Regions from separate parts of the Mus musculus genome. Here all the other regions are linked to region 1. Evidence: chromatin contacts called from ENCODE Hi-C data. All regions are on one chromosome and are shown on one strand. The core of a region is the stretch at or near the end of the contact, and the rest is flanking DNA. Distances in the headings are between cores, read along the strand shown. Region 1 holds the start of Gsdma (gasdermin A). Region 2 has its middle 270 kb from the start of Etaa1. Region 3 holds the start of Etaa1os (Ewing tumor-associated antigen 1, opposite strand). Region 4 has its middle 56 kb from the start of Gm12018. Region 5 overlaps Meis1 (Meis homeobox 1). Region 6 holds the start of 4933406G16Rik (RIKEN cDNA 4933406G16 gene). Region 7 has its middle 140 kb from the start of 4933406G16Rik.

The links. Hi-C counts contacts between places; a loop is a spot of excess contacts on that map.
Region 2: a loop to region 1 is called in a map of T-helper 17 cell, with 36 times the contacts of the local background. The contact joins the enhancer-like site here to the promoter of Gsdma in region 1. A Hi-C loop is called at or near these places in 2 of 37 maps with a recorded cell type or tissue (T-helper 17 cell and T-helper 2 cell).
Region 3: a loop to region 1 is called in a map of T-helper 17 cell, with 28 times the contacts of the local background. The contact joins the promoter of Etaa1os here to the promoter of Gsdma in region 1. A Hi-C loop is called at or near these places in 4 of 37 maps with a recorded cell type or tissue (T-helper 1 cell, T-helper 17 cell, T-helper 2 cell and 1 more).
Region 4: a loop to region 1 is called in a map of T-helper 17 cell, with 33 times the contacts of the local background. The contact joins the enhancer-like site here to the promoter of Gsdma in region 1. A Hi-C loop is called at or near these places in 2 of 37 maps with a recorded cell type or tissue (T-helper 1 cell and T-helper 17 cell).
Region 5: a map of regulatory T cell shows a loop between it and region 1 (22-fold over the local background). The contact joins the enhancer-like site here to the promoter of Gsdma in region 1. A Hi-C loop is called at or near these places in 2 of 37 maps with a recorded cell type or tissue (T-helper 1 cell and regulatory T cell).
Region 6: a map of regulatory T cell shows a loop between it and region 1 (22-fold over the local background). The contact joins the promoter of 4933406G16Rik here to the promoter of Gsdma in region 1. A Hi-C loop is called at or near these places in 2 of 37 maps with a recorded cell type or tissue (T-helper 17 cell and regulatory T cell).
Region 7: a loop to region 1 is called in a map of T-helper 17 cell, with 17 times the contacts of the local background. The contact joins the enhancer-like site here to the promoter of Gsdma in region 1. A Hi-C loop is called at or near these places in 3 of 37 maps with a recorded cell type or tissue (T-helper 1 cell, T-helper 17 cell and T-helper 2 cell).

What each region holds. Positions count from the first base shown.
Region 1 is chr11:98,662,768-98,665,745 of GRCm38, forward strand. Gsdma (gasdermin A) reads left to right here and starts at 1,584. Exons shown (of 12, transcript NM_021347.4): 1 at 1,584-1,671.
Region 2 is chr11:17,685,398-17,688,375 of GRCm38, forward strand. No RefSeq gene overlaps it. Among named protein-coding and RNA genes, the nearest start is that of Etaa1, 270 kb to the right of the region's middle. Within about 2 kb of position 1,471, at least 1 of the 3 ENCODE cell types and tissues checked has a DNase peak (open chromatin) inside an H3K27ac peak, as active enhancers do.
Region 3 is chr11:17,952,518-17,955,495 of GRCm38, forward strand. Etaa1os (Ewing tumor-associated antigen 1, opposite strand) reads left to right here and starts at 1,453. Exons shown (of 3, transcript NR_131915.1): 1 at 1,453-1,568. It overlaps Etaa1 (Ewing tumor-associated antigen 1), which reads right to left and starts at 1,358. Exons shown (of 6, transcript NM_026576.4): 1 at 1,046-1,358; 2 at 61-186. The coding sequence starts at 1,277.
Region 4 is chr11:18,150,475-18,153,452 of GRCm38, forward strand. No RefSeq gene overlaps it. Among named protein-coding and RNA genes, the nearest start is that of Gm12018, 56 kb to the left of the region's middle. Within about 2 kb of position 1,462, at least 1 of the 3 ENCODE cell types and tissues checked has a DNase peak (open chromatin) inside an H3K27ac peak, as active enhancers do.
Region 5 is chr11:18,926,074-18,929,051 of GRCm38, forward strand. The region is part of intron 8 of Meis1 (Meis homeobox 1); the gene reads right to left. Among named protein-coding and RNA genes, the nearest start is that of 8430419K02Rik, 50 kb to the left of the region's middle. Within about 2 kb of position 1,403, at least 1 of the 3 ENCODE cell types and tissues checked has a DNase peak (open chromatin) inside an H3K27ac peak, as active enhancers do.
Region 6 is chr11:19,063,819-19,066,796 of GRCm38, forward strand. 4933406G16Rik (RIKEN cDNA 4933406G16 gene) reads left to right here and starts at 1,457. Exons shown (of 5, transcript NR_046037.1): 1 at 1,457-2,276.
Region 7 is chr11:19,203,138-19,206,115 of GRCm38, forward strand. No RefSeq gene overlaps it. Among named protein-coding and RNA genes, the nearest start is that of 4933406G16Rik, 140 kb to the left of the region's middle. Within about 2 kb of position 1,586, at least 1 of the 3 ENCODE cell types and tissues checked has a DNase peak (open chromatin) inside an H3K27ac peak, as active enhancers do.

The DNA.
Region 1 (2,978 bases), core at 334-2,833:
CTTTGCAGAGCTAATTAAGGTGTTCACACAACCTCTGGACTATATATACAAGATTTCAGATGCCCTACATTGTAGTGGTTTAAAGAAACAGAGACAGAAAACTAGGGGGAAAGGAAAAACAGATTTGTATAACACAAATACCACACTTCTGCACTTGTACTGTCATATAACAAAACCATCCCACACACCCAAGAACCCAACTCCACCTTTCCTAAGGGGGATGGGCACCTGACAGCAAACAGGAGCTAGAGCTGTCTGTCTAAGATGCTGATAGCTGTGCCAGGTGAGAAGTGGAAGGGAATGGAGGAAAGAAAAGGGGTGAAGGATGGGGACCAGAGAGGCAGAACAAAGTGTGGAAGGATTCTGAGAAAGTAAAGTAATAAAGTTTTAAAGATATTTTTGCAGAGTGTGAGACTCTTTCCTCACTCCTACCAGTCCCTAAGGAAATCTCCAGGAAACTGCTTCTTCATATGGCCTTGCAGTAAATCACATAAATTGTAATTTAGAGACCTGCCTGTGTGTGTAGAATCCTCTTTTAAGTGATTTCCAAGGAGCAACTTTAATAAGATAATGGGGGCTGGAGAGATGGCTCAGAGGTTAAGAGCACTGACTGCTCCTCCAGAGGTCCTGAATTCAAATCCCAGCAACCACATGGTGGCTCACAACCATCAGTAATAGAATATGTAGTCCTCTTCTGGTATGTCTGAAGAGAGCAGCAGTGCACTAACATGAGAGAGAGAGAGAGAGAGAGAGAGAGAGAGAGAGAGAGAGAGAGAGAGAGAGAGAGAGAGAGAGAGAGAAAGTTCCTGAATGACCTACAGGGAGACAGCTGAACGCCCACAGCATACATCCTGGGCTGTCCGTCATCTCACCGCTGAGATCCACCTCTGCCTGTGTGTGAGCATATATTCCATATACTTAGAGATGCTTCCAAATTATAGAAGGCCATATGAGCTCACTCTATCCTGCCTCCTCAGACTTCTGTGCATACTGGTACCAAGTTATGCATGTGTAGCCAAGGCACATATACACATAGAGAGAGGTAAGAATCAGCAGGCTGATGCATACAAAGTTGAAGGGCAGATTTTCAGCTGCTCTGCTGCCTGTAGTCCCTGAACATACAGGATTTCTTATCACTTATCATTTCCACAAGGCCTCAGATGAATGGCAGGTGCTTCCAGATGACATCAGGGCAGTGATCCACCCTGTATCACCCCTGCACACAATTACACGCATGCATGAGTACACACACACACACTCACATGCACACTCACACACAAATAAGCATAAGTGCATACACACACGCACACAGCCAATTCCCACTGCCTCCCTTCCTCCCCAGTCTATAAGCAAACTTTCAGTCCCCCTTCTTTCTGTCTCAGCCCCAGCAACACAGACACCTGCCTGGCATCTTTTTACCCACCCCCACAGGACCTGAGGCGGGGCACTTCAAACAGGTTGATGCTGTTCTCCTGGAAGTGGAACAAAAAGGGGTGGGGTCATTGTGGGAGGCGGGGTCTGTGGGAGCTTACATCCCCGCCTCCATGGAGGCATAAAGCAGCCAGTCCTGATAAAGGACAGCCAGTCATTCCCTCACCCTATAGACAGAACGAGCTCTGGTTCCTCACCACACACCAGCTGCCAGACAGGATCCAGCATCACCCTTCCCTGGTAAGATCAATGATGGCTGAGGAGGCAGGGGGACATTCTGGGGAACCAGGGGAAGGTTGGGGCCAAATGGGCATGGGATTTCTTATCCTTTATCATGGCCATAAATCTCCCTGCATTTTACTGGGGGTAGGACTCATAGTAGGCCTTAGAGAGAAGAGAGGCAGCCCTTTGAGTGCCACTCTGGTGAAGGGTAGGTCCTTCTAGGTACACTCAGTTGGTCTCTGGAGGGACATAGGCCATCCCAACCCTTCCAGGAACAAGGGCTGGAAAGTATATTGTAGATGGCAGGATGGCCCCAACATCTCTGTGTGCTCCTTCCTGTTTCCCTGCCTCTGTCAAGTACTACAGAAAGGTGAGGCCCATGGAGGCTAGCTGATGTGTCTGATCTCTTCCACCCACCAGGAAAACCTGGGTGTGTCTCCTGGATCCCCAGGTGAGATACCTCGACTTCAAAGACAGAGTCCTAAACTGTCAAACTTGTGATCCTTGCAGGCCCCACATCCTCTTGGTCCCTCTCCCTCCAGCATGTCTCCCAGGACCAAGCTCACTCTTTCTATCCTTGTTTCTACCAGACATGGTGCTGATGCTGTAGAGGTGACTCAGGCCCATTTCCTGCCCTCAGGAAAGTCACAGTTGAGTAGGCAAGGCAGTCAGGTGAACAGATGGATGGTAACAAGATGAATTAGCAGGTGTTTCAGAAGTGGATATACAAGATGCCTTGGGAATGCAGGCAGAGTCACCAAAATGCCCAAAGGAGTAAAGGGGTGAGCAGGTGACATGAGTTGAGTCTTTTTTTTTCCTTCTTACTCCAGTCCTGCTTGCTCAGAGTCCAAAGATTGATTGATTGATTGATTGATTGATTGATTGATTATAAGTACACTGTAGCTCAGATCTCATTATGGATGGTTGTGAGCCACCACGTGGTTGCTGGGATTTGAACTCAGGACCTCCAGAAGAGCAGTCTGTGCTCTTAACTGCTGAGCCATCTCTCCAGTCCTTCAGTTGAGTCTTATAGGACAAATACGAATTCTTTCTATTGGAAAGGGGATATATCGTAAGCAGAACTAACAAAGGCAAAGAAGTAGTTGGGAGAGAGGAACTAGGAAATTTGCCCACTTATACTGGTGTTGCTAGGAGGTGGGTGGGAAGGAAATGGAGGGTGCAAACAAGTGTAGCCTTGCCAAGGAAAGGGCAACTGGGGAAGCTGCCCAGCTCTGACTGCCCAGGCTCCTGGGCCCAGTGCGGTTGCTTCTTTCCCTAGTGTCCACAGGTCCTAGTTTCAACTGTCCCTTAGTGTGACAGGACAC
Region 2 (2,978 bases), core at 221-2,720, about 81 Mb before region 1:
TTTTTGTGAATTAGGTTGCTAATTTTTCACATCATAATTAAGCTAATTAGAATTCTATTATTTTCCAACAGTTTTAATGAGGTCTTCTACTTGGCAAGGAACCTGTGAGACCAAAAACCATTGCCATTTGTTAAAAGATGGAGAAACCCCGATGACAAGCAGAGTTTCAATTGCATTTCAGTTAATACGATTTATTCGTTAAGCTGATTATATTTTGTTGCTTCAAGTCTGACAAACTTCTAAAGTTGTCCACTTTTCTACTATGTCTCTGTTGCTCTATCTCCACTCCCGCCTCCATTCCTCCTTAGAGAATTTGTGGCGTCTGGGTTAAAATAGGTGGAAACAGTCTCTGTTTCCAGCCACCGCTCCCCAGCTTGGTTGGAATGCTCATCTGGTTGTGATAGAGCCTGCGGGTTCGGCCAGCAGTTCTTAAAATAGTTCCTTGGCTTATAAAAAAAATAGTCATTTGGGCAGCTCAGGGTTTGTTCTCTGGCTGCTTCTGGCAACTTGCTTTGGGGGGCACTGTTGCTCCAGTTTGGGAGTTACAGCTGGGCTTTAGTGAGTGATGGCTCTCTCTTGCACAATCTCAGATCTGCACCCCTTGTCAAGTAATCATTACAAATGTTTCACATAGGAGCAAGCTGGCACTAAGCAAAGGTCTGCCTTTTAAAAGAAGCATGGGCCCTAGGGGTGGGGACCACTCTGTCCTGACCATTGTAACATTTTCCCCTTTGACAGTGTAATTAAGTGCTAATTAACTAAATGAGTGTAAATGAGTGAAGGTTGAGATAAATATCTACATCTTCTTAATCTATTTTCCCCTCGAAGATTTGATAAAGGAAATTTGGATTTAATGGAAGATATCTGTCAATTATTTTTTTTAAGGTGGCAAATCTGTTTAGAAGGAACTGAAATACACCAGTTTTAATTTCTACAGGACAAGTTAACAGCATATGAATATAAGAGAGGTGCCATAAAATGGGGATGTGGTGCTGCAATAATTATGGTAAGGAGGCTTGGTGAAACTACCTTTTGCAAACATCTGCTTTCTGCTTTTTTTCATATCCTGCAGATGTTGCTGAACTGATGAAAAATACTGACAGGAGAATACATTAGCCCATGAAGTCATTTCAATGAATAAAGCAAAGACTAGCTTTTAACTTTCTAAAAAATCTACTTAGAAAAGAACTCTGCTTCCAGAATAGGGAGAGATTACACCAATAATTGAGAGGGGCCCAGGGCCTTCTAAAAGCGTCAATAGTGATCTCTTCTTGCCAAAGGGGAGAAGAGATGCTTTGTGGGGGAGCAGCCAGGGTAATAAATGAGAATCTTTGTAATTCAGGCACTTTTCCATTACCTTCCATGGTGAGTGATTAGAAATGAGACTGAGGAGCAGCCATGGAAAGCCCACTTTTGTGCTTGGCAGTAGAGCAAAAAGCTGCTGAGTTTTGCCCCAACTACCCTGCCTATCCTGCTAGGCAGCCCCTGAGGCTGAGACCAGAAACAGATTGACAGCTCTTGGGTTGGAGCAAGAATCTTGGAAAGGAGGTGCTATTTGTGGTTCCGGGCAGTCAATACCCTTCCCAGACAGGAAGTGGTAAGTCAGGCACATGTATGCTAAACTGCCTGGAAAGCAAGGACTGAGCCTGGGAAACGGCATTTAATGGGGTTCAGTTGCATATGAGATTAAAACCCTGAAATAAATGCAAAAGAACTATTTTGGCCTATACCCTATTTGGCAGGAGGATTAAGAGCCTGAAATAGTCCTCTGGCTGCCTGGGAACTCTGAATCACTCCCATTATTGATATAGCCACTTCGAGTCACAGCATCATGTGTTCAGAAGGCCCCAATTAAAATGTACAACAAGTGTTTTTCTGATAACCAACCTGGCAGATAAGAAGGATGTACTTATATAATGTTTTTGTTAAAAGAAAGACAACAAGAAAGAAAGAAAGTAAGAAAGAAAAAGAAAAAAGAAGAGAGAGAGAGAGATTCCAAAACAGAAACTGCACTTTTCTAATTCTTCTCTGAATTGACCTTTAATTGCTTACAGCTAGTAGTATCATCCTTTTTTCTTTTTCTTTTTTCCTTCTGAGGCAAAAGGACAAATCTGCACCATGTCTCGGGAAAGACTTTTTATTGTCTGTTCTATGAGGCCTGGAGGTCCCTGGAGAGGGATTCTTTCCTGACCACACAATCCTTCTGTTTTAGCCACAATGCACGGGTGATACCACCAATTACCTCTCTCCAGCTCTACCATTTACTCTAGTACTGGTGCATGGCATATTTCTTACTGGCATTAAAGGCGTTGCTTCATCTTTCCTCCTACCCAACCCTTCTTTTCTCTGCACCTGGCTAATTTCGGACTGTGATTTATCAGCTGTATTTCTCAATGCAGATTATCAGGTTCAACTCAATATGACCAGTTCTTGCTCCTTTGGGGGAATCTTGGCCCTAATGTAGAGTGGTATTTAAAGGCTATTTAGCCTCATTGGCAATATCATCATAATAACTTGTAACATTTATGCCTCTTCTAGTATGAGTGACATAGCTCCTCGGCTGTTTTAGTTCACTGATCATCTCTTCTCTGCCTTTGGCTAAGAGCAAATGTTGAATCTGCTGGTCCTCCCAGTGATAATGATATGAGTGAGCAGCAAAGTAAGATGCTGAGGTTATAGGTGAAGAAATAGATGCTCACAGAAACGAAAGCAATTTAAGATAATGCAGCCAGTGAAACTAGGATTCCACTTTCTTCAAGACTTTAAGTGTGCAGAGCAAGCAAGCCCCACTACTACAATAATAGCATTAAGAACCTAACTAACATAAGCCACAATGGAAATGTCCTTGTGAGGTCCTGTAGATGTGCCAAGAATGGGACAAAGCAGGGAAAATGGAGGTAGGTAAACACTGAGGGATGAAACTGGGAGATCATGTTTAGAATTGATTTACCCTAAAAAGAAAGTGTTTTATAAAATTA
Region 3 (2,978 bases), core at 203-2,702, about 81 Mb before region 1:
AAAATTTTACCGACAATAATTCTTCAAGCACCTACCCACATAAAAATAACAACAGATTACCTAACTGCTTTGTCATTGGAGAATTTTGATCCCAGAAGATATCAGTTTGTCCATCTGGATCATTTGGAGAACTGAAGGTACAGGATAATAAATCCATTTTCACGATTTGTACTGGCGTCTCCTTTCCTGCATAAGATGACAATCATTGCTTCTAAGTGTTACGTTACTTCATAAAAGCTAAAGTCAAACAATTAATTTTCATGTCCAATACAAAGCTTGTCTCCTAAAGACAGTTACTTTAACCACAATAGAAATGTTTCAATGAAAATAATATCTTAATACTTCATAAGTTTAGCACTGTAGTTAGGAAGTGTTCTTTGAAAATTCCATAGGCCCAGGAATGATACCATCTGATCACTGAATTACTATCACCAGGCTTTAGGTACCTCCATGACGTCAGCAGATGTACAGGAAATGCATCCAAACAGAAAGCCAAGCTAAACTCTCACAAGGCCCCTCCTGTAAACTCGACCCAATTTTTTTTTTACTCCATACACCCCAAAACCAATAGTGATTTGTTTCTAGGGAAGCTCTGTCTAGAATCACTTGAAGGTTTACAATGTTATTTTTCTTTCCCAGCCTCGTTTTATTCATAGCAGAAACAAGCAAGGTAACAGACATTGTATTTTACGGACACACCCTAGGATAGAGGTTATGAGTTTGGTCCTTATTGGGATAGATATCTCTTAACTCCAAGTTTACAGAAATGAACGCGCCATCGGTTTGCTGGGCTAACCGGATGTTACACCTAGCAAGTTCCGGGAGCACACTACGGTTTCTGAGGTGGCCCTTTTTGCAAAACAAAACAGCGAGGAAAACAACAACAACCAGCGTAGGTGCCCAGTTTCCGGAACACAGTCCACGGCACAGGCCCCGCCCACAACCAGACGTTCAGAAAAGGCCCGGTTTACCGGACTCGGCTCTGCAGCCCCAGGCCTCCCGCCCGGTCTGCACCGCCAGGCTCCGCTCCCCGCCCTCTCCTCACCCCGGGGACTGCGCCCGCCGTCAGCCGCTGCCTGCCGCTGCGCCCGCCGCGCAGACCGCGTTCCCGCCCGGCGGAGCTGGGAGCTGCAGGCCGCCCTGGACTCCCGCAGCCACGGCTCTGCCGCCGGGCGGCAGTTCTTAGCAGCCGCCCTGTGCGGCGTGCTCCTCCGGGCAGGGCTGTCCGCATGCTTCCTTCGCCGACTCATTCCCGTGCCACCGTCCTTCAGCTGCATTCACATTTTGCTACAGCGGAGCAGGGCAACTGCTCGACAGAGAGCCCGCGCGCCACCGTGCAGCGCCATCTTTGCAAGTCGGGCGCGCAAAATACGCTGCTTCTAATTGGCTGCCTCCGTCTAGGGGCGGGTTACTACGCATGGTGCGGATTGGCTGCGTCAGTGTGAGGGGCGGGGTTAGAAGGCTGCGGCCAGGGCTGAGGAAACAGGAGTTTTCTGAGGTCTACCATCAGACTCGTCCAACTTAGCAGGAACTGCAGGACCCTTTTCTGGATCTGTGACAGGAACTTGGTATGTGAGACAGTAAAGAGTTCATATACAATGACAGATTCTTATTGAATTTAAAATTTAATTGATTATTTCTAAGATTCAAATGATGGTGTGTTATTCGATAATATGAGAAAATAAAGACTATAGTTTAGGAGGTAATAAACGCAATAGTTCATAGATGTTCTGTTATGTGCGTAGCTCCAAAATGTAGGAAAACGTATTAATTTAATAAACTAACAGTCGCTGGAAACTGTACATGCAAAACAGAGCTGTCATCTTAGTAGGAATAAAATAGTGTTTATTTTGAATCAAGTAATAATTTCCATGGCCAGGGAGCATTGATTCAGGTTGGCCTAAAAACATGTTTCAATATAAAAGCAATCGCACAGACTTTAACAGTCACAGAACAAAAAACAAAGCATTTGCCAGGCGCTTTGTTGGGGACAACAGGTAGTAGGTGGGTTACAGCAAAGCAGGAGATGATTCGTCCATAGGCTTTAGGTAAGGATATAATTTATGAGACCCATCCTTTCGTTGATGGAAGTTAGTGATCTGGTAACAGTGCATTCCAAAGTTTTTACCTGCTAGCCTTCAGGATGCCAATCCTGACAGCTGGGTCCTTAATGGCTACTTAGGGCACTAAAGATAGCCATAAAGATTATTTGGTTTTATATCTGTAACACTCCAGTTTCCTTATCATGAAGTGTGTCTGTCTTTTTGTTTTTCAGACAGTGTCTTATGTGTGCCCTGCCTCCTTATTTAATGCAGTCTCGCTGTGAACTCCTGGTCTTCCTGTCTCAAGCTTGTCAGTGCTAGGACCACAGGTCTAGGTCCTGAACAGAATCATCAGCGTAGTTGTGCCTTCTTCCATGCCCCAAATAAAGTGAAACTCGGAGGTTAATTGTGCTTTAATAGATTAGTAATAAACCAAATTCTAAGTTTTTAAAGAATATGATTTGCGATAAATAGTAAAACAAAAGAGTGCCAACTCTACAGAGAGAACTATAAAACACCTTAGAAATAAATTGAAGGCCAAAATAAAAAGGGCTATGCTGTGTTTGTGGTCTGTGTCACTCACTACTGTTAAAGAGTCAATTCTTCCCAAACTGGTGTATAGTCAGTGCTGATGCCCTTAGTCTCAGAGCGGGAGGCACATGCCTGTGCAAAGGGAGGATACCTTTACTCTAAGACATGGAATGAAAAAGGAAAAAGAGACAAGAAATTTCTTGATCTCTTGAAGCATAATGAAGCTGAATCTCACCCAAATGTCAGGAGAGTGGTTAAGACTTACAACAATGTTCTAGCGGTGAAGGGACAGACAAATAAATGGATGGGACAGATAAAGTGCTTAGGTGGAAGCACTGACTTACACCTAAGTACAGGCTTTGTATAATACAAATAAAAGCCATTTAAATAATGAGGAAGGACTAT
Region 4 (2,978 bases), core at 212-2,711, about 81 Mb before region 1:
TAACTGGACGTGAACAAGAACACAGGGGTCACCATTAAAAAATCATGAGAGTTTACAATTAAGTAAAGGTGTGAATTGTGTACCACATCCTTGAGATCTGACTCTCCTCCTGGTACAGTAAAATCTCCAGTTAGTTCTTGCACTGGTTTTTACGGCTGAAGGCACCATCATCGGCTGAAGGCCAGCCTCACTTGGAAATAGTGTCAGCCTTAATTTGAGCCACAACACAGGACCCAAACAGCTAGAAATTTAATAAAATCTTCACTTGTTTATTCCCTTCCAACAGAAAGAAATATTAATATTTACTTCTGCAGCTGCCTCTGGTTTAGAGTTTAAGTGTTCTGACACTTGCACAATGAATATAGAAACCTCCTACTCCTTTGTAAGTTTGTCAGTGAATAGACTGGGTTCTAACTTTGCATGGGTAAGAGCAAGAAGGCTTGCTGTACCTTTAGACCGTATGCCTTGACTTTTGTGCCTCATGTACACAGATGCTGTCTGTCTGGTGCTACACAGGCAGCTCTTGCTTGATTGCTCTGGAGTGTCTGCCTCATCTGCAAAATGAGTGAAATAAAAAAACCCAAGTCAGAATAAGAACTGAGAGAGTGTGAAAGCCACACTTGGGTCACTGAGTCATTGAAAGCTCCCTCTGTTCACGTGTTCCTCCCTGTCACTGCCCTGATGTCACCTAATCCCTTCTGATTTTACTTATTTTGAATTAAAAAAATTAAAAATCCCTTGCATTTTACCCATTTTTTATTAAAGTCACTTTTAAGCTATGTCTTCCAAATGTGCCTGTGGCTTCCTGTCTTAGCAATGTATATGCATTAAAAGTACAGCAACAAATTTCCTTCAGTTCGGGTTTTGTTAAAATACTTTGAATGACAATTCAAACACATTCATCTGTATTTGAAAACTTGATCTGATTAAACTTGGTTTTCACATCTTATATTTGCCAAAGCGTGCTTCATTTTGTGGCTATTTTTTGTTTTTTGTTAGTCTGTTTGTTTTGTTTTTTCAGTGATTGATAAGCTGCTTTGAGAAGAAAACTCAGGACCAGGCTTCATTCCAGGCCACTCAGCCAAAGCCTGGTGTCTTCATCGCACAATCCATGTCTTCTGCCTCAAGATGAAGGGACTCACTCACCGAAGGCTTAAAATGAGGTTTAAGCAAGCACACTTTTCATGCTAAACAAAGCATGCCATCATTTTATTTTACAAGTTATGGGTGTGCTTTTAATAAACTCACCGTCACACACACATACAAAGAAATAAATAGATTTGTTCTGCTTAAACCGGCATACAAAGAGCTTGGAAGGAAGGACAAAAAATCTTTAACACCTCTTAGGCAATGGAAGGGAACTTCACACTTCAGCCTCATGTCAAGAATGTGTGATAACAATTTGACAGGTAGTAAGTGGATTCTGTCCCAGGCCTTGCAGGGAGATGACCCTGGAGCATAATGGTGTGATCTGCAGGCCCTTAGCTTCCTGCCCAGCAGGGGGTAGCCAAGTGCCGGCAACCGGGAAGCAATTCAGTCCTGCAGGAAACAGCCTCCCAGCTAGAAATAGCCCTCTGATTGTAGAAGCCAGCTCTTCTGATTAATGCCAATACTTGAATTATTTGTTCCAAAATAGCTACTCATCCGAGGCCTATCTTGGGATCTGGAGCTTAGGCGACTGTGTCCTTTGAAAAGAGATTTTAAAAAATAAAGATAAGTTATTTACTTGCCCAAGACTTCAACTGAATATTGGGCTGTAAAGGCAGGAGGATTTCATTTTCCTGTTTGAGTCTTCTTTGTCTTCCCCAGTGTGCTAAGGGTATGAGTTTCCACAGATGTGGATAGGCAGGTCTGGTCGGCTGCCCTGGCTCTTTGAGTGCATGGCTGCTGGTAGGAGAGCTTAGCCACTGTCACAGGACATCTCCTCAGAGAACCTGGGAGCCAGCCGGTGACAGAGCTGAGGAGCCAAGGTGATGACTGACAGGAGAGAAGACAGGAGAAAATTCTCCAGTAGGAAAAAGGATGTGTGTTGGGGAGGTGGGAGTGGGGTGGTGGGCTGAGAGGTGACTGCAGAAAGGAGCAGCATCCTGCTGTCGGCCTGTCTGCTGCTCCAGCTACTTGCTGACTGACCTGCCTACTCAGAATGGGTCCTTCTGGCCTTCACATACTCACCTTGTTGCTTCCCGCTCAGGCCATTTTCCGTCAGTGCTGCGTTTCTTTGTTGTTGTATTTTTTTCCCAGTTCAATGAACCCTCACATTATGGGTTTCTGTTGTCATTCTAACCTCTAATACACAACCATTACGTCTTATCTCGTCTTCTAAATTACTTCAAAATCCAATTACAAAACCCTTTCTCCTCCAAGAGCACACAACTCTCCACATTACTGAAATGCCGGGCTTTGCTTTGTCTTTCTAAATTAATAATAGCTACCATTTTCCGTCTGTTCTTTCCGAGGGATTCGGTTATATCACCACATAGACTAACAAAATGCCGATTATGATTCTTTTGCCTTTTTGATGGGCTACAAAAAAGCTAAAGATAATTTCCCAAATATTCATAAAAGATCTGTCAGTTTTTAGAATCAACTTTTTGAAACTCAATCTCTAAAGAAGACAGCATTTTAAAATCAGTTAAAATTTAAATTAAATCAGCCAGATTTTCACCCTTGATTTACATTGCAGAAGCCAGTCTCTTCCAAAGGTTTTAGACATTTGAATAGGTCTGTTTGTTTTCACAGTGATTTTAATAACACAAGTGAATATTTAATCCAATCAATGTCATCGTAATTTTCTCTAATCTAAGGAAAATGGCTGTCTTAAAGGCAAATTTAAATTTTAGTGAATTATAAAATATTTTGGTAAAAGTGAACATGCCAAGAACATTTTAGGAGAAACTTTTAACACATTGAGAATATGCATTTTTGTTTGTTTCTTTTCTTTTGCCTTGATTCTTCTGACAGAGGAGAGGCATAATTGT
Region 5 (2,978 bases), core at 153-2,652, about 80 Mb before region 1:
CTGGTTCTTTCTGCCTTAGGAAGCTTCCCAGAGGCCCTCGCCAAGCAGTTGAACTTATACAGAGAAATTTCAGTGACTCTATTTACCTTGTAATTCCTTGGTTAAGTTTAACCATAATTTATGGCACAGTGCTTTCAAGTATTTTAGCCCCTGTGTGGTGGGATTAGGCTGATGAGGATAATTCTTATCAAATCAAATAAAAATATGGCTTTCCTGGAGAAGGGCCCAACATTAATCCCACCATCAACACAAACCCATCAACACACACACACACACACACACACACACCTGATGTTCTTGGAGCAAAACCAGAAACATCTAGGGATACTTTAAATTCCATGTAAAGGGCCAGGGGTCTGGCGACCATCTAACCATGGTGTTAATGCTTTAGTGACTGTGGCAAAGCCAGGGCCCCAGTGAGGTCATAGGGATGCCTGGCTCCATGTTCATCTATTAAGTGTGCATGCGAGGCAATTTCAAGAACAAAAACAAGTGATAACTTTTAATGTCAGGGCATGGAAGTAGAGAGCTCCAGGAGGTTGGAAATTATGGCCCCTGCTTCACTGTATAGAGAGATCTCTCTTAGCTCTCTAATCCTTTCTGTCCTTTTCCTTCATCTGTAAAATTGGGATACAAGTATTCATTGTAGGATCACATGCAAATTAACTAGTCAATAATAATCTGTTTAGGTCAAATGGGATGCTTGCTTAGAGCTCAATTTTTAAAAATTCAAATCCATGCCATTTCATGCATGTCTGCTTAGAAATTCAGTCCAATATTTACTCAGTCTGTTTTGAACCCTCATGTGATGAATGTTGCTGAGTGCTTACAGTTTCTAGTCAAATACAAATAACTTTCAGAGAGTAAGTAGTGGGTGCCTGTCATCATGGTAATTGATGGTGTTTTCACTTCAGGGTGTGGGCCTGATACGCACAGGGCTCAATGGGGAAAGTAAATGAACTGACTGGACAAAATCTCTTGCCCAGTACTTCTGCTACTCATAACTCAGTACTGCCAAGTTGTCTCCGTCTTAGCAAGAGGGAATAGCTACACACACACACACACACACACACACACACACACACACACCACTGGTTAAGTTGATTCCTTGATTTTTATTTGCTATTAATAAATTAAAATGTATGGCTCTGTGGCTTATCATTACAATTCTTTAAGAAGGTCAGGTCTTCAATAATTCCATGAGGAAGGATAAATTCGTACACCTAAACAAAGGACAATTTGCATTGCTATGAAATGCAAGTCTCTCCCTGTTGTCAATGTCTAGATCCCACACTGCCCTGAGAGGAAGCTTGCAGGGGCACAGGCATACTGTATTTCAAATGGAGATTTTATGTAAGCTTATTTTTATAGTGATTCCAAGAGTAGCTGCTCTGCTTTTTATCTATGCAAACTGGAAATAAAGTAGGCACCCTGCCAGGTCCACAACAGCAGGCCAGGCCCAGGCTACCACGGGTGACTCATACAATGACATCTAAAGGCTCCAGAAAAGAACCCTGACTAATGGCTTTTGGATTCCATGTGACCTTTGATCCTCAATGCCTTCAACCAAAATAAATGACCCAATTTCAAGAAACTCCATCCAGTATGTGACCCTAATGAGTGAAAATTTACCTGTTCCACAGTGATTAATAGGTACTTGTTACTTATCATAATTCCTTAAATCTTAGCCAAACTAGGGCGAATTGACTTTTCAGATGTTCATATTTTAAAACAACTCACTTTCCAGGTAGGTGCAAATTTGAGAGTGCAAGCGTGTAAGTCAGAAGTTCACTACAGAGCAAATGAAAAATATGCATACAATTCTCCCCAAAACATGTCACTGCCTCAGTACTTACTGATGTAGTGACTACGGACTGACAAAAGCCATTGGTCTCCAGGGATACAGCAGGACTGTGGGGATGTCCACAAGCACTGCACACTCTGCCCTCACACCACAGTTAACTTCCAGCTCTGGACAGCATCCCCAGAACACTGATGGGAGATGGGAGCACAGCCTCATCTATAACTAGACCATCATTGCAACCTTTCCATCTGCCCAGAATGTCCAAGTACACTGTCAATAAGCCAGACAAAACCACCCTCATTTCTTTGTGAAAAGAAGCCAAGCTTTTGGCATGTTTGACATACTCATGAAAGCTATTTGATACCCAAAGGGAAGTTGTTATACACTGAAAAATAATTGAGGATTGCAAAAGAAACACAAAACACCTTGGTCTGACTGATAAAATGAAAATGACTGTATTTTAAACCAGAGTTAGGAAATTATAAAAATCAAGAAAAAAATCACCTTTCTATTTAATATTTGTCTTTTGGCATGTGTCTCTGAGATCTTGGCTAGGTAAGGTATCGCCAGTGAGCCAAGAAAATGGACATCATTGGAAGCTTGCTAAAAATCCCTATCCTTGAATCAGAATTTGTGTTTTTTAAAAAGGATCCCCAGATAATTTGAGGTCTATTAAAATTTCAAGGATCATTTCTATAAAACTAGGCAAATAATCTTCAAGTTGGTCATAATTTCTACTTTCTGAAGTTTTAGAAAACAGCCTTTAACTTTTAAAGACCATTCTTTATGCTTCCATGACTTTCTGAATGTGCTCAATGTAAGCCTCATGATACAAATACAAGAGGATGCTATGATTATATATTATAAATGCTGTATGGAAATAAAAAATCATGACAGTGTCTTCTATGAAGAATCTAGACAGTTGCTCTGTGTCTTTGCATTGCATCACCTCAGTGATTTTATTTAACATAGCATCACCTTTATATATGATGTTTAGTATGCAGAGGCAGTCTGGACCATGTCTGCCTATTCTAGGTAAAGAAGGGAAGGGAAGCACCAACCACCGAGATGGGGACTGAACAAGAAGGTAAACAGCTCACTGCAAGCCACCAACATGATAATGTCAACACAACCACACTCTCTAATGAGCAAGTCCACATGAATCTGCCTCTCA
Region 6 (2,978 bases), core at 207-2,706, about 80 Mb before region 1:
CATGGAACTCACTTTTATATTCTTGGAGTTAAGGCAAGAACAGCAGCAGCTTAGTTAAACCTGAGCAAGCCTAAAGTCAACGTGATGAGGAAGATGGCTCAAAGCCTGTGCTTTCCCCACCCTGAACCTTCCCTTCTGGCCCTGAGCCTTTGTCATTTTGCCTTGCAAAGCTGCTCAGATATATGTATCATGATTTTTATTTATGAAAACTGTGGGCTTTTTTTTTTTTTTTGGATTTACCAACTTCTACCCTATAGTTTTAAAACTAGCAAACTAAAAATATTTCTTATGTATTTAAAGACCTCCAGATGAAAAGCTTGTGTGGACTTTGAACTGTTGTGTTAAGAAAAAAATTCTCATGCTAGTGAGAATGTGGAACAAAGGACCACTCATTCGTTGCTGGAGGACTGCAAACTCTACAGCCATGATGGAGATCAGAGCAGAGGTTCATCAGGATATTGATATGCCTGGAGATTTGGTCATACCACTTTTAGGCATGTACTCAAAGGACACTACATACCACAGAGGACTTGCTCAACCGTGTTCACTGCTGCTCTGTTCATAAGAGCCAGCAATTGGAAACAACCTAGATGTCTGTCAGTGAATGACTGGATGAAGAAAGTGTGGCACATTCATAGAGTGAAGCCATTAAAAAAATAAAATTCTGAAATTTGCAGGTAAGCAGATGAAACTAGAAAAATATCATCCTGAATGTGTTACCCAGACCCTGAAAGACAAATACAATATTCTCTTGTATGTGAATTTTGACTGTTATGTCATAGATAAGCATGCTACAATCTATATAACCACAGAAGTTATAACCACGATGGTTAGATTGACAGTAAGGGACTAAGGGAGAGGGATGGATCTCCCTAGGAAAAGGAAATACAATAAACAGTTACAGATGGATAAGGTGGGGAGACTGGAATGAGGGGATTAAAAGGGAGAAGAAGGGAAGAGACGTTAGTGGGGGCTAGCTAAAACTGTGGGCCATTTGAGGGGTTGTATGGAAGCCTAATGTAGTAGAAGCTTCATATAATGTAATATATGTGTGTATATATATATATATACATATATATATATAATAAGTTGATACATATGTGTATGTACATCTACATGTACATGTAGGTGATTATATGAGAATGCAATCTATATGCATATGTATGTATATATATATATGTGTGTATATATATATATATACACACACAAGATGGTATATATATATATATATATATATATATATATATATATGCAATGTAAATGAAATCACCAAATAACAGGGAAGGCAGAGCCCCAAAACACATCTCTTATCACCCAATGAAGCTTCCAATACATGGAATGAGTTACATCTAATTGAATTGTTATCCAAAGGGGTTCCATGCCCCTCCCCCAACAAATAGCTCAGGCTGTTGCCAAGGCTTATTTTTAACCCTCAACAAACTGATATCAGAACCCTATTGCAGAAGTTACCACCTACATTGAACACAGAGAAGTCAAGTGGTTCCCACTTAGAGCCTCTACCCCTGTGGACTAGTGCTCATGGTCCTGGAACATACTCTGCATGTTACCCAGCTCCAAACTCTTCAGTGTACAAGAGTGACTTGGACACCGGTGTGATAGTGACACAAATCTTGTGGCAGTAAATTAGAATCTGATTTAACTTAAGGCATACTCCATGAAATGGAACCGATGCTCAAGGCTGTTTAGGTGACCAAGAACTAGATAACCTAGTTAGACTAGATAGCCCATGGGCACAGAGGAAAACCAAATTCTACTGCGCTGCTGACGGAGTGTAGCTAAAATGACTTCTGCTGTACTCATAGATCTGTGCCTTGCTCAACCATTGTTAGAGAAGCTGCCTCCTGCAGCAGATGGCAACACATAGAGACCTATTGCCAAACAATTTGCAGAGAGTGAAAAACCTTGGAACACTTAGCCCTCAAAGTGATGCCTCTATCAAATCTCTCTCCTCGTGGCTCAAGGAACTCTGTGGAAGAGGAGGCAGAAAGAGTGTGAGAGCTGAGGAAATGGAGGACACCAAGCAATCAAGGCCTTCTGGACACAACAGGGCTGAGGCCCACAGGATCTCACAGTACCAGAGTAGCATGAACAGGACCTGCTTGAGTCTGCAACCAGATGGGGTCTACAGCTGAAAGAGAAAGTTTACAAATGTCCCCATCCCTAACCTAGAAGCTATCTGCAAGCAATAACCACTTATGAATGAAAAGATGGTTTTTTTGGAAGGGAGTCTCACTGGAAACAAACCACTCGGCAGGGTAGGCCCTATGCCTAGCCGGGAATGGCTAGCACAAAACAAACTCAACAGCCACGTTACAGGTTCTCTGTCTCATAATGCTGGCAGGGCCTTTCCTCTCTACCTTATGAGTTCTTTGCATATATATCATGACTTTCAAGTTTGGGTTTTATGGTATTCTTGTATGTGCTAACATGTGTCTCTGGATCTATATGTGTTTGCTATGCTTTTACTTTGTTGTTTGGTTGGTTTTGTTTTCTCGTTTTGTTGTTTTGTTCCATTCCAATTGTTTTCCATTTATTTTATTTTATTATTTTGACTGTTTTTTTTACTGAGAGACAGAAAGGGTGTGGATCCAGATGGGAGGGGGCGGGTGGAGAGGAACTGGGAGGAAGGGGGAGTTAGAATCCACAGTATGGAAAAAAATATTTTCATGAAAAGAAAAATACAGAGTATGATTATCCCCAGCTTTGGATTTGTGTGTTAGCAGAGAAACAGACACTTGCAGAATTTCAGTCAAAGCTCTGCGATGACCACAGAGTGTGACCAGGAAGATCATAAACCTGATGCTATAGGAAGCATGTCTCCTGCTCATATGTCTGCATCATGGCAGAGCAGATTTTTTTATACCTGCCAGACGATTTACTTTCAACATTAAACCAAGATTTTGAATGTTAATAAGATAGTAACAAAACAATATGTATTATTTTCAATAGGGGTTGAA
Region 7 (2,978 bases), core at 336-2,835, about 79 Mb before region 1:
GCCACCGTCAGGAAGCAGGCCCCGATTGATCCTGTTTGCTGATTTTATCCATTTATGTGAGTGGCTGCAGCAATGTTTTGTTTTTACTGAGGACATTTTTGTTCATGAAAATGCTAAGGTTACCCACAGTCATCTCTAATCTAGTAGTGAACTGCATTTTCTCTTTATCTACAGGTTGGTAGTCAGCCTGGTTGCCGACAATTGAGGAAGGAGAAGGCTCTTAGTCTGTGGTTTGGTTTGGTTTTCTGGTCATATCAAGGGGAGGGGAGTTGTGTGATCACCTAACAAAGTTGATTTTTTTTTTTCAATCAAAAATGTGTGACTGGGCCAAATATGATGTTACAGGCCTATAAGCTCCAGCATTTGGGAAGCTGAGGCAGGAGGATCATGAATTTGACACCCAGGTGTGTTACACAGCATGGCCCTGTCCAATTACTGCCCCCCACACACCCCCCCCCCCCACATGCACATGCACACACATAGTGTCTGGTTGAATGTTTTCTTTGATTGCTGCTGATTAATAAAGTTTCCCCAATCTAATCTCGAGTCCCCAGTGCAAACTGACGCCAAACTCGCTTGTATGATACACATGCCATACTGCTGTAATCTTGCCAAACCACCTGAAAAGAATTATTTTCCTTGCCCACACACACAAAAAAATAACTGTCAGTTCTTTAAAGTTCAGACTATAAAGGTTTGAATAATTAAAACCTTTTCTACACCTTGGTAGCACGCCCAAAAAGTTAAATGTGTTCCTGTCCTAGCATCTATGAGATAATTATGGGAAAAGGAATGAGATTCTTTTAGAAAAGACACAGAAATCAAGTAGTTATTTGTGCCTGCAAATCCTCTGGGGTCTAAAGAACTAGCAAGATAATAAATTGTTTTTGCTAAAAACAGGAAGTTTGGCAAAGATGTAAAAGTACAGCTAAACTTTGGCCAGGCAACCCAAAACATTGTGTTCTTCTTTGAAAGTATTCCCAGCAAGGAAAAAAATTGGAGTGCCTTGAATCCATAGTTGCAGAAACAGCAGAGGCATCTGGCAACGAGAGCAACTTGCCAAACTTGCGGCTCTACTGCACTTGTGGTGGGAGGATGTGCCAGTTTTCCTCGACTTATGTCATGTGCAGCTGGAAACCCCGTGCATAAATAAGACTCCGAGTGCTGAAAAGATTTGAGCAAGCATTTCTCTGCCTTTTTTCTCCCTTCATCTGAACTAAAAACAAACAAACAAAAACAGAACAAAAAAAAGTCAAAAAAAAATAAAAGCATCACCCTCCCCGCCCTCCAAAAAAATTTTTTTTTCTTGGAGTTTATACAATTTGAAGTGTAGAAGATGGGGATGCCGGCTTCCCCGGGACCTGTTTCTAGAAAAAAAGTACTCAGTGCCAGCATTCTGGAAGTTGTTAGTGTCTCCTCCCCCACCCCATCAAATTCTTCGTATTCCCTCGCCAGCTTTATTAATGTGATTGTGATTATGTGGCATCTGCTTTGGACGGAGCCAATTGGATTATACTTTCCAGTTTAGTCCATCAGTGTGGAGAGACTTCAAAATGTAGGCCAGAAAAAATAAAGCTGTGCACCGGTGACGTCGGGAAGGGAGGGAGGGAGAGGGGGGCTTCTGTGGCTGCAGCTGCAGGGATGCCTGGGATGTCTTGATTGGGGAGAGATGGTGCTCCTTGGTCTTGCAGGGTGGGAGTTTTCCAGCTGGCAAGGACAATGGACTTCCTCTTGTTCTCCTGCACTGCACTGGGTGATTTGTCTGCGAATTTTGGACTCAGGATTCCAGGGGAGACACTGCCCAGTTCAATTTCTGCCATTTATCTGGAGCTGAAGGCAACTGTTCTCCCCTTTATATCTCTCTTTTGAGTAGAGGGAACAGGATGCGATATACCCGCTTAAAGCTAAGCAAACTCCACTTTAGAAGAGGGCATGTGCACACGGGAATCCAGCGGTGGCCACAGAGGGACAGACGTCTCAGTCCCAGCCAGATGGCTTCTCTCTGACTCCTGTTGTGTCTTCTGCTGTCTTCTTGTTGGGGGGCACTAAAAATGTCAGCAGCCTAGTGTAGTGAGAGTCAAAAGACACACTTCAGGCCCAGGCTCCACAGCTCATGACTGTGACAGTTCTGCCTTTCTGAATTGTGATTTCCATATCCATGTCTGTCTCAAAGACAAGTCAAGAAGAATCTACAAGCAACTGTAAATCCTGCCCTGTCATCCTGGATTGTGTTGATCTATGGATGCTCAACACACACTGACTGCTCACTGGAGAGGGAGTCATGGGGTGATCAAAGGAGCCTGTGGGCATGCTTCTGCTACCCTGTGTGGTATCACTCTTGTATGAATGAATGCTACCAGCTCCCAAAATGTCATATTAAATAGATTAAAAACTAGACTATCTTCCTTTGATAACTGTTAACAGATTAAATGATTTTATTATGAAGATATTAGGGAAAGTAAAAAGCAAATCACTTTTATTTACTGCTTAGAAACACTTTTTGTAGATCAAGATTCTTTAAAAAGTATTTTTCCTATTATTTTATTCTGTTATTAAATTTGAACATAACTATATACTCCAAGCATCTTATTAATAAACATTTTCTACTTTCATTATATTTAAATACATTAAATTAAATGTTATTTTAAAATGTCTTTTAAAATTTTTAGATATATTTATTGTATGTGCATGAGTATTTTGCTACATGTGTGCCTGGGGCCCATGAAGACCAGAAGATGTCCAGCCTCTGGGATTAGAGTTACAGACAGTTGTGAACTACCATGTGGGTACTGGAAACTAAACCCAGGATAGTTTCAAGAGGGACTCTTAAACCCCTGAGTTACCTCTGTAGTCCCCTTAAGATATCCATAGCATCTCACTGCACAGGTTCTTCAGAGGAGGCCCAGCTTTTCCTCATTAGCAGTAGGATGTTCATCTTTTGCATTTGCATCTCTTGGGAATAGAATTGGTGTGTTTCA